Linked DNA regions of Homo sapiens: region 1 is linked to region 2. The links are chromatin loops, found by intact Hi-C in ENCODE. Cell type or tissue: PC-3. All regions are shown on one strand.

The links. A loop is a pair of places that touch in the nucleus more often than their neighbours do. Peaks named below come from ENCODE experiments on the same cell type or tissue, not always from the same donor. Only the 100,000 strongest peaks of a DNase experiment are listed, where the experiment ranks them.
Region 1: a loop joins it to region 2, with 6 times the contacts of the local background. A loop is called at or near these places in 2 of 110 quality-filtered maps.

What each region holds. Positions count from the first base shown.
Region 1 is chr4:176,985,222-176,993,221 of GRCh38, forward strand. No RefSeq gene overlaps it. Among named protein-coding and RNA genes, the nearest start is that of LINC02509, 110 kb to the left of the region's middle. In PC-3, no CTCF peak of the experiment used is centred here; a DNase peak (open chromatin) is centred at 3,210; H3K27ac peaks cover 2,530 bases.
Region 2 is chr4:176,879,544-176,887,543 of GRCh38, forward strand. It overlaps LINC02509 (long intergenic non-protein coding RNA 2509), which reads left to right. Exons shown (of 2, transcript NR_149104.1): 2 at 524-1,057. Among named protein-coding and RNA genes, the nearest start is that of LINC02509, 7.8 kb to the left of the region's middle. In PC-3, no CTCF peak of the experiment used is centred here; DNase peaks (open chromatin) are centred at 4,318 and 4,678; H3K4me3 peaks cover 1,695 bases; H3K27ac peaks cover 4,692 bases.

The DNA of each region.
Region 1 (8,000 bases), 110 kb after region 2:
TGTACAAAGAAGAACTGGTACCAGTCCTACTGAAACTATTTTAAAAAATCACAGAGGAACTCCTCCCTAACTCATTCTCTGAAGCCAACGTAACCCTGATACCAAAATCTTGCAAAGGCACAACAAAAAAAAGAAAACAACAGGCCAACATCCCTGAGGAACTGGATGCAAAAATCCTCAACAAAATATTAGCAAACTGAATTCAGCGGCACATCAAAAAGTTAATTCGCCATGATCAAGTAGGCTTCATTCCTGGGATGCAAGATTGTTTCAACATATGCAAATCAATAAATGTGATTCACCACCTAAACAGAATTCAAAACAAAAAACATACGATCACCTCACTAGACACAAAAAAAATCTTTTCATAAAACCCAACATCTCTTCATGATAAAAACCTTCAACAAACTAGGCATCAAAGGAACATGTCTCAAAATAGTGAGACCCATGTATCACAGACTTACAGCCAACATCACAGTGAATGGGAAAAAGCTGGAAGCATTCTCCTTAAGAACAGGAATGGCACAAGGATGCCCACTCTCACTGCTCCTATTCCACAAAGTACTGTAAGTCTAAGGCAGAACAATCAGTCAAGAGAAAGAAATAAAAAGCATCCAAACAGGAAAATAAGAAGTCAAATTATCTGTCTGTTAAAAATATGACTCTAAGATATGTTTTTGCATATAGATTTTGTCTAATTGTTTTGAGAATAGGTAGTTTGTGGCTGAGTTTCTTGAAGATGAGCAAATCGGGAAATGAAAAAAAAAATGGAGAAATAAAAAGTTCTCCCAAAAAATTGAAAATAAAGGAAAATGGCAATTATTTGAGAAACTCTAAAAGTCAATTCATGATGAGTGAATTATAAAATAAATAGAAATGGATACTTTTTTTGAGGCACAGATGGGCTCACAGCTCCTTTGGGTATAATGCAACTGATATCACCTGAGGAGAATATGATTCTTATCCTTTTTCGTCTATTTGGTGGAATATATTGGTAGACTAATCATCCTAGTTAAACAACAAAATTTTCTGTTTTAAGTATGAAATATATCTTCTTAGTTTATCCATATGTTGGCAAGAAAGTAAAAAATACTAAGGTTACAGCTTAGGTAACAGTGGGTACATGGTAAGTCTGTGAAATGAATTTTTTTCTAAACCAAGTGAATCTAAACACTAGTTTTCATATACTTTGCAAAGTTTTATGCGTAGAAGTCATAACAGTCTTCCTACCCTACTAATTACTGGATTCCAAAAAAGCCATAATCTGAGAATAAGGGGGAACTAGAAATAACCCCAATTAACCACAAAGAACTTCAAGGAAAAGGCCTGCAATGTCATAGTTTTCCTGTTGGGAAGGGAAAATATATCCCCTTGAAAACATGTAAAAATACGCCTATCTTCACAGATGCCAGGCTGAAGTCACACTATCTGAGACACACACACAAACTAAAACTGTAAATTTTACTTACTGTTTCTGGACTGTCCTAGCAGAAGCAAACTAAATCTGTTCTGGAGAAAAAACACTCCAGACCTCAAAGTTTTCAACATGTAAAATGTCAAGGCAAAGTGAGCACCTCATAGGAAAATAAAATCACAGAAACATATAAAGAAACAAAGCACCATAAGCAACACTGGAAGAAATAACAAACAGCAAAACCTGGCCTGCAAAGTCCTCATTAATGGGAATTATAAACATTTTATAAAAGTAGAAAAAAAAGTTTAAATAATCATAAGGCACAAGAAGATTGGGAGAAGAATCAAAAGAAATCCTAAAATTAAAAAAAAAAAACTTGAAGTTTAGAATTTTATTAATCCAAACTAAAAACTGGAGAAAATATCCAAAATTCATTTCAAAGTAATAAAAGAAATGGAAAGTGTGATACAAATCTTAAAGCTATGGGAGAGTTAAGTCTTAATATTTTGGATGGGGAGGAGAGAGAGACTAGGACAGAGGTATTAGCTAAAGGTATAATGGCTGAGAACTTTCAAGAACTTGAAAGACACCAAATGCAGATTCAAAAAGACTTGATTTTTAAATAAAAATAAAAAATGAATCCAACAACATGTGATAGTCAGATTACAATCTATCAAAGACAAAGGCCAGACATTTAGAGCAGCCAAAGAGAAATTCTGACAAAGGAGCCATAATTAGAATGACAGCTGACATCCTTATGAAAATAATGAAAACTTATACATGGTATAATATCTTCAATATGCTGAACGGAGATACTTGTCAACCTAGAATAGTACAGCCAACAAAAATAATCTTTCTCAAAAATGAAGGAAATATATAGACCACTTCATACAACCAAAACCTAAGGTTGTCACCAGCAAATCTACAGTAAGGTATTTAGGTGGAAAAAATGCTTTTAGATAGATGGGCTGAGATGTTAGATGCTAAAGCTTGAAATTTGCAAATATGTGGGGAAAATGTAAGAAAACATTCATAGGCAGAAACTCTACAGAGTGATTAGGGGATTGGACTCTGAAGCCAACAACCTGAATTGAAAATATGACTATCATTTAGTTGGTATGACCATGGGCAAATTAATAAACCTCAATATGCCTTTGTTTTCTCATTTGTACAGTGGTGATAATAAAGTCACCTCTCTCATGGGTAATCATAAGAATGATATGAAACAGTAAAGTACTTAGTAAAGTACTGGGAATATAGTGTGTATGTTATGACAATTATTACTACATAAATAGTAAAATAATAATGATAATGTAATAAATAATAATGTATAAAATAATGACAATGTTATATGGGATTTAAAATATCTAAAATTACATAAAAAGTAAGAAGGGTGAACATAATCACATTGTTTGGGGAAAATATGAAGATATTAATTAATTTTAGATTTTGATAAGTTTGCATATTAAAATTTCTAGAGAAATTGCCAAAAGAATAGGCAGTGAATAACTTCCAAAGAGTAAAGAAAAAAATGGCTTGAAAATCAATTCAAGAGCTGATTTGTGGGTGGGTTCAGTAGATGACATGCATTGTCAGGAGATTGGAAGGTGAGAATAAGAGAGAAATCAGTGTATTTTTCCCTTCCCTTTCCTCCTTGGATCATATCTCAGGAAGTGATTGCTCCTCCATGGCTCTAGCTCCCACTGGATAGACTCACTATAGTTGCACTCATGGCTGGCTGACTCATCAGGTTCTATAATCTGGCCTTTTCCTTTTGTCTGTCTCTAGCCTAGGGAAGGTTATAACTTCCTACTATTGCTAACATTGCCTGCTGGTTAGTCAGTCTTTCCACTAGCTGTGTAATCATGGATTAAATTACGTCTGTTCAAACACTGAGTGGTTTTTGTTGCCCTTGTTGGTCCCTCCCTAATACTATGATGATGGATTTATCCATCAAAATATCAAAGCACAAGATAGTAAATATTTAAATAATTTTTTAATTACCCTTGTTCTGATTCCCTGCTTACTGAGTAACTTTCTAGTCATGAGATATTTTCCAGATGGTTTTTTTTTGAGGGAGAAAGTGTATTAATTATTCCTAAGCAAGTTCCTTCCTTCCTTCCCTCCTTCCTTCCCTCCTTCCCTCCCTCCTTCCTTCCCTCCTTCCCTCCCTCCTTCCTTCCTTCCTTCTTTCCTCCCTCTTTCTTTCTCTCTTCATCTTCCTTTCTTTCTTTTACTTTCCTAATTATATTCCTGTGTACCTGTAAGCTTTGAAAATGGAACTGTGCTCTAGAAAGGCAAATCTACCTTGAGTATTGATATTTATGTGTCTGATTTTACAATGTTAAAGACCAGACCCAAGAGAGGGATGAATTCCCTAAATTAGGTATATTAACTGATAGCCACTTGGTATTTCCCATAAACAGCTTCCAATATTATTTATTTATACTTCTTTATGTAGACAGTATTTTTTTTATTTTAAAGAGTGCTACTTTCTACACAGATTCTGAGAAAGAAAAGTACATTGATTTTGCTGGTAGAAAATTCAAAGAACACTCATTTTCTGGTATCAATGGAAGTGTGGCTCTTGGAGATAATAAAACCTCTATGTATAGCCTTTTGCAGAAAAAAACTCTAAAAGTCTTAAGCAGCAGGTCTTTTAATACTTTAGAAATATCAATTCTTTACAAAAAGCCCTTATTTTCTCATTAGGCAACCTTAAGATGTCCAACCCAGCTGTTTTATTTGTCTAAACAAATGGGAAATGCAATTTCATAATGATAACTTAACTCTGTTCAGAAATTGGCAACTCCTCCTTTGTTTCAAAGTTTGTCTGACCATGCTTTCTTTCGCTCAGTAATTCTCAATATGTGCTTAATATATCCTCAGTGTGTGGCTCAATATATTCTCAATCCACAGTTGCTCACTGCAATGGCAGTCAGATAGGGCCTGAGGGGAAGCACTACAGTAGGGGACATTGAAGGGAAAATCTTCGTGAGAATCTTAAATGTTCCTGCCTCCATCGCCAGTCATTCTTAACATAAGATATATGATGTGAGCAATTATTTCTAGTAAAATATTAAATTTAAAATGTTTTCCTTTCAGTTTAAAAATGCAGATTTTTAGGCACTTTGTGGGAGGATATTTCCTTTAAAAAACAAGAATAAGACATTAGAGAACTTCATGGCAGATAAAAACATTCAAACTTACATTCTGATGGTAAAGAGCTGAATGGAGTAGAGGAATGGAATATTAAAGCAGAAAACTTAAAAGACAATTTATGTAAAATACAGGAATTATTTGAAAAGGAAGAATTTTATGCAATAATCTAATAATTACTTAAATTATTGGATAAATTGTGTAAGGAGGAGAGCCACTGATTTAGGAAACAGAATAGCTCACTTTCTCATCTGCATTTTTTCCTATCACAGATTTCAATCAGGATTGGTCTAAATTTTGAATGAGGAAATAAGTGTTAAGAGAGAAAAGGGAAAAACTATAGATGATTCTCAACTTATGATAGGATTACATCCTGATAAGCTCCTTATACTATAACTTGAAAATGCATTTAAAGCAGACAACACAGCAGATGGTCCCTGACTTAACAATGATTCAATTTATTATTTTTTTGACTTTAGGATAGTGTGAAAGCAATAATACATTTAGTAGAAATCGTAACCCCATTGTAAGTTGTAAGGAGCTCCTCAACTTATAATAGGGTTATATCCCAATACCACCCGTAAGTTAAAAAGTAGTAAGTTAAACTATCATAAATCAGGAACTGCCTGTGCACCAATATAAACTCATGGAGGATCAAAGTGGTAGAGTTGCAAGAAACATCACAGACTTGTTTATTTCCTTAAACTCTTCTGCATATAATAGACTAAATCTAGGGAGAGAAAGTGACTAGCTCAACTGGCTGGTGCCAGAGTCTAGTTCAGACCTTGTGGTCTTCTTGCTATTCAAAATGGGGTGCAGAGACCAGCAGCATCCAGTATCACCTGGAAACTTGTTGCAAATACAGAAGCTCAGCATCCAATCTGAAACTCTACTGAACTTGAATCTGCATTTTAGCAAGATCCCAAGGTGTCTCTATAAACTTTAAAATCTGAAAAGTGTTGCTCTAAAGGATTCACATTGTTTTTTAGTTGTTTTCCACAGCTGTCTTGTTGCCTGAGAATATAATGTCCCCATGGGCAGGAATTTGTTCTCTGTTTATTTGTGTCTTCCTTAGCAAGAAGTTACAACAGGAGTAGGACAACATCTTTTATTTTTGTTGTTTATTTTCACAGTGTATAAAGGAATACTTATTTTCAGTGTATAATATAAAACTAAGAACCTCAACAAATATTGGTTTATTTGAGAGCAAGATTATTTTCTTAACTTGTTAACCAAAACAATCAACATATACTACATCCCTGGAGAGCAAAGCCCTTTGAAAGAAATAGAGCCACCAATAGACTTAGTTAGTTGTGTACATTCTATAAAATCATGACAAATTGTATGGCTAGAAAAACCATCTTGAGAAAGTCACCTCAAATAGCTTATGAAAACAGGCAAGACAAATAAATCATTTAAAAACAAACTTCATGAGCCTGGTACAGAACATGCACTCATTAAATACCTGTTGAGTGGATACAATTATTGAACATGATTTTACTGAAAATGTGCCTCTGTAACATTAAATACAAGCTAATATTTTGGGAAAATTAACTTAATGATGGGATGTTTCTATACATCTTGGTTTCTGCCCATGCTGTGTCTGTCTTTTCTGACAAACCAAAGGATTTTCATTTTCTGAGAAAGCAAAGCTTATGTAATGAATTTCCTCTCTTTACAGTGTCATGTCTGTAGATTACTGGGTTTGTAAGTGGTGCAGATGGTCCACTGCACCAAACACCAACAAGAAAATGTTTGTAAGATGATGCTTATAAAGGTAAAGATTTAGTTGAGAAATATGCTAACTTCAGGAACCAAGAGTATGGCAGTTTGCTATAGCAGCCCAAATGGACTAAGACAGAAATTGGTACTGAGAAACAGGGGCACTGCTGTAACAAATACCTAACAATGTGGTAGTGGTGGTGGAACTGGGTAAAATGGGTGGAGGCGAGAAGAGGTTTAAGGTGTATGCTAGAAAATGGCTACATTGATGTGAATGGACTGTAAAGGACAATTCTGGTCAGGGCTCAGAAGAAGAAGAGGAGAGAGGTAGAAAAAGTCCCTATCTTCTTAGAAAATACCCAAGTGTTCATGAGCAGAATGCTGGTAGAAATAGGGACAGTAAAGGCAATTCTGAAATGTCTCAGATCAAAATGAGAAACAAGTTATTGAAACTGGAGAAAAGGCCATCCTTGTTACAAAGTAGCAAGGAATTGGGCTGAATTGTGTTTGTATTCTAGTGTCTGGGTGGGGTAGAACTTTTGAGCAATCAAATTGGATATTTGAGAAAATTTCTAAGCAAAGTATTGATGGTATGGCCTGTTGAAAGCTTACATTACAATGCAAAAAGAGTAAAATTATTTAGAGACTTGGAAACTGTTAATCAAAAGAGAAAGAGATCTTAAAAATTTAGAAAATTCTGTGACTATCTATATTGGAAAAAATCAGAAAGCCTGTTGATGAGAGAACAAGGGCGTGACCAGCTAATCTTCTGATAGGGAGATTAGTATGGATCAGCCAACTCACTGGAAGCCAGGTGCTATTCATCAAGACAATGGTCAGCCATCTAAACAGAAGCCAGGACCTACTGTGCAAGAAATGGAAAATAGCCCCAAAGGCATTTTGGAGATCATTTGGGGCTACCCTTCCCATCACAAATGCATAATACAAGGGCGTGGAGGACAGAATGGGGGCACCACTGCCCAGTACAACCTCACATTACTGGCTCTGCTCCCCAAATTCTGTTGCCACACTCCTTGGCTGCCCAAGTGTGACTCTGGTAGGCCCCAGTGAAAAGTGCATTGTGCCCAGGAAAGCTATGAGGGTATGACTGCCTTCACCTACATTTTAAAGGATGCCCTGGAGAGCCTAGGGTCCCAGGCAGAGAACTGCCATGGGAGTGGGGTCACCCTCAGACTCCACTAGGCCCCAAAGGCATGCCAACACTTGCTTTTCGAAGGATGACTAGTTTTCTCCGGAGAAGAGCATGGCCTTGCTTCAGAATCCTAGGAATTTGTGATGTGACTCTTTTATTGTAGTTGGCTAGAGACTTGCATGGCACCTTCATCTACTGCCAGTACCTCCAACACCATGTACCATTGATGGCATTTGGGAAAATGGGACAGCAATGATGCTTGTACCCGGTTGGAACCTACTAAGGTCCTGTGTTGCCCTAGGACCCACTCAAGACTAATAGCCTTTTAAATTATCCAGTAAATGATTATGCAAGTATTATGCACAACAACAGTTGTGTTGTGTGCTGTCTCCAAAATGTTAAGATGTTTTTCAAACACTACAGTTCTTTTCACTGTTGAGATTCAAGATTAAATAACTTCTTTAATTTGTGTGGCCCTGTTAGCATGCCCAGACCAGTGGGACTTAAAAAACTTTACTATTGTGGCATGTCTATAAATTTTTGTAGAGTTTA
Region 2 (8,000 bases):
GAAATGGCAAAAAACTGCTGAGTCACTGTTGAGAAACAGAGCGTTGTTCTACAAGATACACAGACTAATATTTAAACTACAGTATTTAGCATATGTTGTGTTGGTGCAGGGATAAATAAAACAATGGATAAGAACAGAGAATTCTGTTTAATTCAATTCCCAATTGAATAACCAATAGAAATGCATCCATATGTGCACCCAAAGATATGCACAAGAAAGTTTCTGATATAATTTTTTTTTAATCCTAAGATTTATTGGTCCTTACTTAGGGAAATATCTGTTGATGCCTATTAGCATTAGCTTATTAATCCCACACAGCATCTTTCCAAGGTAAATACTATTAACTATCCCATTTTATTAGGTTGGTGCAAAAGTTATTGCGGTTTCTGTCATTAATGGCAAAAACTGCAATAACTTTTGCACCAACCTAAACTTAAGAAGGAACTGATGTTTAAAACAGATCCACAGCCCAACAACGCACAAACAGTGTGGTGGAATCTAACTCAGCAATCTCTGATTCCAGAATTCAACTATCAACTTGCTGGTCCTCTACTTCCCGAAACTCTCCAGCCTACATTTCTTCCTCTTCTTCGGTTTCTAAACTCAAACTGACTTTGGAATGAAAGGGAGCAGCTGCTGAGGTAGGAAGGTCGGAGGTGGCCCTCCAAAAGCCTCTTTTCTGGAAGCTCCGCTGCCAAGGGCTCGACTGGAGTCCCAGGACATATTCAGAGGCCGCCAGACCCCTGCATGGAGGCCCCTCCCTTGCAGCTCCTGGTTACCATGATTGAATGATGTCCTGCAGCTCCGAGCCTCAGCCACCTATGTTGTCAAGGTTTCCTCTGTGAAAGCATCCAAAAACTCTGCCAGCACCTTCTTCTTTCCTTTTTTGTTTTCCTACCAGGGCCAGGCCAGGCTCTGCTGGCCATTTCCGATTAAGCTCCTCAGAAGGCATAGAGCCACTCACACTCAGAATTATTTAAAATAACACTAGACTGCAAATGCCCTAAATATCCATCAGAAATAAATGGATGCATAACATTGGGTGAAAGAAGCCATACACAAAGGTGTATACTATATGATTCAAGTCAAGAAATTCTTCTGTTTTTTTAACAAACACAACTAAGGAGCCGTAATTGTCATTACCTTTGGGAAAGCAAGAAGATGTGGGGGCTTGGAGGAGTCACAAGGGAGGCTTCCAGTGGTAGTCACATGGGTCCCTCCTTTTCACTAATTCATCAAATAGTGCCTTTGTGTTTTTTCTAAATGTGCAAGCCATTGCATTAGTTTCCTAGGGCATCTGTGACAAAGTACCACCAACTGAGTGGCTTAAAACAACACCAATTTATTCTCTCAGTGTTGGAGGCTGGAGTCCAAAATCAAGCAGCCAGCAGCCATGCTTCCTCTGAAACCCTTCCATGCTTCTCCTTAACTTCTGTTGGTGACCATTGTTCCTTGACGTCCCTCGGCTTGCAACTGTGTCACTCCAATCTATGCCTCTGTTGTCACATGGTTTTTTTCTTTATATTTCTGTCTTCGCATCTTTTTTTTTTTAATAAGGACAACAGTCATATTGGACTAAGGGCCCTCCCTACACTAATATGATGTCATCTTAATGACCCTATTTCCAAATAAGCTCACATTCTGAGATATTTGGGATTATGACTTCAACATATCTGTTTTGGGGACACAATTCAACCCATAGCACTCCTCAACAAAAAAGTAGGAAAAAAAAAAGCTTTAGTCTAACCTCCTGGCTGTCAATCTTGCAATATATACTTTCAGCTTTCTCTCTCTCTCTTTCTATCTCCCTCTCTCTCTTCGTATCTATTCATAGATCATACTATACTCAATGCTTTGATGATGATTTTTTAAATTTAACAATACATTGTAAGAGTTTTTCAAAATTATTACACATTTTTGTATTATATTAATGCTGTGTAATATTCCATTTTAGGGACACCATACTTTTTAAAGTAGGTCTCTGTTGCAGTACACTGGGATATTTTCTGATCTTTTTAATAATATGAACAGTTCTGAGTAGAACTTCTTAGTAGCTCAGTCACTGGATATATCCATAACAATTATTTGAAATCAGTTCCTACCTATAGACATCTATGGAGCTACTGCAGAATTACATGTCTTGATAACCAATAACAAACAGAAGTTTGGTACGCTCATTCCAGTTTTTATTGCCATCTGTGGTGTGTGAGAATCCCTATTCCTCTCCCTGTTCCTCTCACCCACTTTGGCACCAGTGTTATTATTCCTTTTTAATTTTACCAATTTTTTTTTACAAGGAAAATGTCATCTCACTATTTTAATGTGCACAGTGCTTACTTTTCAAAACTTTCTTACACATATGTATGCAACTCTCTAGTTTACAAAGGTTCATTCTTCTGCTCTGTAAACTGTTTCCTGTGCTTAATTTGGAAAGTGTGAAAGGCCAAATTTTTGTCATTAGAGCTACCATTTGAAATAGTTTCTGAGCTTTTAAATTTTATCAACCAATAAACTATAAAGATAAAAATAGAACTGACACAAGATTGTCAAATAAGACATCATTATTTTGCCAAATAAAGATGTAAAATGCAAACCAATAAAAACTTTTTCAAACCATCTTTTTTTAAAGAAGAGGATTTTTTAATACAAGAAATAGAATAGCATAATCTCAAATTTAAAAATTGTTTATTACATTGAACAAATATAGTTTTAAGAAAACTTGCTATAATTGTTTCTATTTTTCACATACATTGACAGACAATGGAAATTTCACTGGGAATAGCAATGTTTCTTGGATCGGCCATGATTACCTCAGTGCAATTATACTGCTATTCAGCCGACCACATCCTCATAAAGCCAGGTCACTTGAAACAATGTCTGTCTGGGTGAGTTTTGGAGGCAATTGGCAGTTTCCTTTAGGTACTGTCAGTACAATACATTGATATATTTAGACTGGGATGTTGTAGACATAGCTATGTGTGATTATGCCTATTTATTCTTGATATTATCTTTAGGGCTTCTGAATTACTAAGAAAAATCTAGATGTCATTAGGCTCCTGAATTTAGATCTCTGAATAGCAACCAAAGAAACTAATTTAGACAGCATAGTCTCAGCTTGGAGAAAATTCTACTCTTAAAGCCACATTTGTTGATTCCCTTGGAAAACATTCTTTTTTTTTTTTTTCTCGAGATGGAGTTTCACTCTTGTTGCCCAGGCTGGAGTGCAATGGTGCAACCTCGACTCAGTGCAACTTCCGCCTCTCAGGTTCAAGCGATTCTCCTGCCTCAGCCTCCCCAGTAGCTGGGATTGCAGGCTCCCGCCACCACACCTTGCTAATTTTTTGTATTTTTAGTAGAGACAGTTTTTCACCATGTTGGCAAGGCTGGTCTCGAACTTCTGACCTCAGGTGATCCACCCACCTCGGCCTCCCAAAGTGCTGAGATTACAGGAGTGAGCCACCGTGCCCAGCCGGAAAAACATTCCTTAAAAGTGTTTTACTTCCCAAAGCTTGTTCCAAAGGCTGGGCAGATTCTACACTGCAGGTATCCCAGAAGCTGAAGAAGGAACTGCCCAATAGGACTTATTTGCACTCTTCCTTAAAATGTCGCGGTGTGGAGTTGTGTTAACACTTCACGTGTCCTATTGCTTTCCCTAGATTTGTCCAGCTTCTGCCACTTACTAAGAGAGAGTATGTGTTTCCGAGGCGAATTGCCTGTTGCTAGCTGAGATTAGCAAAGCTTCGATAGCCAAGAGTAAACATTAGTTCTGGCTACTGCTTTTTATCCTTACTTTTTATCTGGTCTAATGTCAACACAAATTCTCCTATTACTGTCTTTCAAAATGACTTGGGAATATTGCGGTTCATGCCAAAATCAACATGAAAATAAGGTAGAGCATATTCTGTTTGGGCTGAGAGAGCAATAATATATTGTTGTTTTTCTTCTGTCTGCACATAGCCCTACATTTAGGCACTTTAGCATGTCCAGCCAAATTTTGCTTCCTAACATAGGTTTCATGTTCCTGTAGATGTTTTGTGGGATGCTCCTTCGGTATTAAAATGTGTATTTCAAGAGGCAGCCGTAGATTCTATTAAGCGTGTATGTAAACGGAGAACAAATTTTTCCCGATCTTTATCCTTTCTTTAATGTAGATAAATTCATTATGAGTTGTGCCCTGTGTGGGCTCAGTGGCAGGAACTTGCGAGATGCACACATTCCCAGGAAATGAGTTTATTTGCTCAGTAATATTATATAAATATATTGTTACCCCCATTTAAAAAGTCACCCTAAACACCCATAATGAAGGAAGTGCATAAGCTCTGACTCTTTAGGTCAATGTTTTCTGTGCTAAGCCATTAAAAGAGCATTTAGGAAAGGCTTAACCTTACTGAAATCATGTACATTTATGACACTAGAACGCTAAGTCTGTTAACAAGTCAGTCATGCACTTGGAATAACTGTTCTTCCAGGTTGAGTGTCTCTCTCCTCAAAACCACAATACCACAATTGCTATAAATGGATTTATAATGTTTAGCAAAAACTAAAATGTGTCTACATTTGAAGAATGGAATGGAGGTTTTAAAAAAGAATTTCGTGATTCAGAGACAGTTAACAGTCTTCTGACCTGGAAGAGGCCAAGATAGCAATTTCACCAGCAGAACCTTGAGTAAATAGAACAGCAGTTATTGTTATTTCCACTCAGGGGGAAATTACTTCCCTTGAATTGTCGTCAAGAGGAGTGGTTCTGATGATGTTCAGACCTGCTTCTGTGTCTTGGGACCAGGCCAGGACATCGCAGGAAGGGCCAGCCACTGCAGCATCACCCTCTGCGGTGCTCAGAGCTACCTCTCTGATGTTGTGGAGACAGAGCTCCTTGTAAGCCTTAACCATACCATGGTACTCAAGCCAATATGCCCACCATTTGCAAGTGCAGCATGATGTTTAGGATATAATGGGGATTTGAAGTAGGAGGCTTAGTTTTTTTTAGCTGTGTGTTAGTTATTTAGACTTGGTTAGTCATGTGATATGGAAATCAATCTGACATTCCCTACAACCTAGGGTCTATACATAGTATCTGAATAAACAAATTTGCTCTCCAATTCCCATTTCGTAGTCATTCTTTAAACACATCTTAACTAGAAGCAGAAACTATTGTTTCATGAAAATGGCTATACACTTATATATACTTTAATACACTTATGTATACTTTAGCTAAAATGAAATTTGTAATTGTGTCTGCTCTAGTGTATAATACATGCTCTCATATATAAAATAATAATTATGATGGCTTTTTGTAATCATTATTATTTAATTACAATATGTTAACAATAACAATAATAATACTCTTATATTTCACAGACTACTTCAGGTACAGATTATAATAAGATAACTCAAATCTCTACCTTTAATAGGAATTTATAATTTTGGGCTATGTGTTCCAGATGCCAAAGTCTCCTTTAAACTATCATAATTTATGAGAATTTATAATATTTAAAACAAATGAAAACTGTTTTATAATGAAATAATTTAATTAATTTGTGTGTGAAGTCAATGAATTTCTAAGACTGAATGTCCGGTTTGCCCACTCTGAATACTCTTGCATGACTGGTAGCAAAATTGGTCCTCACACATCAAACATAAGCTTTCTTCTGATGCTAGAAAGGCTGCTCTCTAGGAAAGCAAGAGTGAGATTCAATAAAATCCTGGTCTAGGTTTGAGTATGGGCTACGCTACACTGTCATGTGTGAGCTGGAGAAGTCTTTTGGCTTCTCCATACTTTGGCTTCTTAAATTGATTCATTTATTTGGCAATGATAATAATGTTCTAATGGGGCTGTTGGAAGACTAAGTAAGATAGTGAATGGAGAGTCCTACTCAATATCTGACTCATAGGTTCTCAGTCAAAGCTTTTATCATTATTATGTGATGCCACAATGTTTAGGCATTGTCTCAAGATAAAACTCAGGGAGAATTGAGTACAACAAGACAAGATCGAGTTGTACTCATTTTCCATTTTTCAAAAATGGTTTTTGTACTTTCTAGATTATAGAATCTGTGCTGAAAACTTGGATATAAAAAAATTGGATATTAAAATAATGGAGATTGATATTAAACAGGTAATCAGATAAAAATCACAAATGCTATTTAAAAGGGAGATTTATTTCCTTACATTTTATATTAAATTGTTTAGATTTGTACCTCTTTCATTTAGTTTACACCAATAAACATTCAAGATCTACCCCAGGTTAACTGTCAAAAGCCCTTATTATAAGCCCATTACTACTATAGAAGCCCACAGAGATAATGGGTTCCAGGACACTAACATTTTGGAGTTACTTAAGCAAAGACGCTGTCAATGACAGGAGCCTCCTATATCAAATCTACTCACTTGAGATTTAAGATGTTTCAATTTTGTAAGACCAATAGTTTCTATTTCTTGCTTTCTGATCCCACTAATTGTAATTCTCATTTGTGAAGTCTACCTAATAAAGACTTTTAGAAAGTTTAACTCCCATGTGCTTCAGGACCTTTGTGTGCAAGAGGGTATTAAGATTTCTGCTTTCATATCTGAGTAGTATTCATGATGAAAGATGCCCTAATGAAAACAAATTATTTCATTTAGTTCAATTCCCTGAAGTAAGAAATTTTTGGATCCTTGTTCTAAGAGAAAGTATAATTTTCTGCAATTTGTGAAAAAAGATTAGTTTTACTATGATTACCCCAAATTCTTGTTCTGTGTAGACAGATCCCTTATCTGATTAATGATGAATGGAATAGGATCCAGTCAGTCCCCTGGCTTTTCTCTTTTTACATGTAAAACAAACCAGAACATCTTTCATATTCGCTTTGACTGACAGACTCAGAGAATAGAGCTAAACTGCAAAAACAACCGGGGTGCAACCAAAAAGAGCTGTCGGGTGAGGAAATGTCTCAACTCTGTGAATGGCCTTTAAAATCCTGCATTTGCTAAGTGATTCCTCAGTTTTATTAAGAAAACATTAATTATCCTACATGAATTAATTTTTACTATTTCAAAGAAAACACTTAGCTTGTTTGTTGGTTGAGTATGGTTTTTCTTCATATTATATTTGTTTTATTAAAAATTACTTGTAATACAAAATTTGTATTTTAAAATAAATCAATGAGTTTATACAAATTTTGAAATTATTTGGGCTTATGCTACCAACTACTTATTTATATTTACTCCATTAACTATGGAGTTTATAAATTTATAAATAAATTCCATAAAAAGCCAATATGTGCAGAGAGGGTTTTTTAAGTTAGGAAAATTTAAGGTACAGTGAGGCTCCCCGTAAAATCATCATGTTGGAAAGTTTCACCACAGTAACTGTTGGCTCTCCTTGTACCCAGTTCATCCTGGATATCTGTACCTGCTCCTACCAAGACAATTTTCAGCAAAGGATTCTACCCTATGTCTTAGTGAGAATATGTTTGTCAACATTGCCATTTATCCTGTGTGAAAGAATAAGCAGATTATTTTATATTTCTGTGCCACATACATTTTCTTTCTTTCTTTTCTTTCTTTTTCTCTTTCTTCCTTCCTTCTTTCTTTCTTCTTTCCCTCCCTCCCTCCCTTTCTTTCTCTCTCTCTTTCTGCATTTGCTAAGTGATTCCTCAGTTTTATTAAGAAAACATTAATTATCCCACATGAATTAATTTTTATTAATTTTCTTTCTTTCTTCTTTCTTTTCCTTTCCTTTCCCTTTCTTTCTTCCTTTCCTCTTTCTTTCCCCTTCCTCCCTCCCTCCTTTCCTTCCTTTCTTTCTCTTTCTTTCTCCTTCCTTCCTTTCTTTCTGTCTTTCTCTCTCTCTCTCTTTCTTTCTTTTCTTTCTTCTTTCTTTCTCTATTTCCAAAGAAATTAACCTTAAAGAAATGGTTTAAAGAATGAGTTCTGACTCATAGAACTCAGTGGGACAGATTTGATTTTCTTACTCCAAGCCTCATAAGTTTATCCTCTTTTCCACTCTTGGATGCAATATA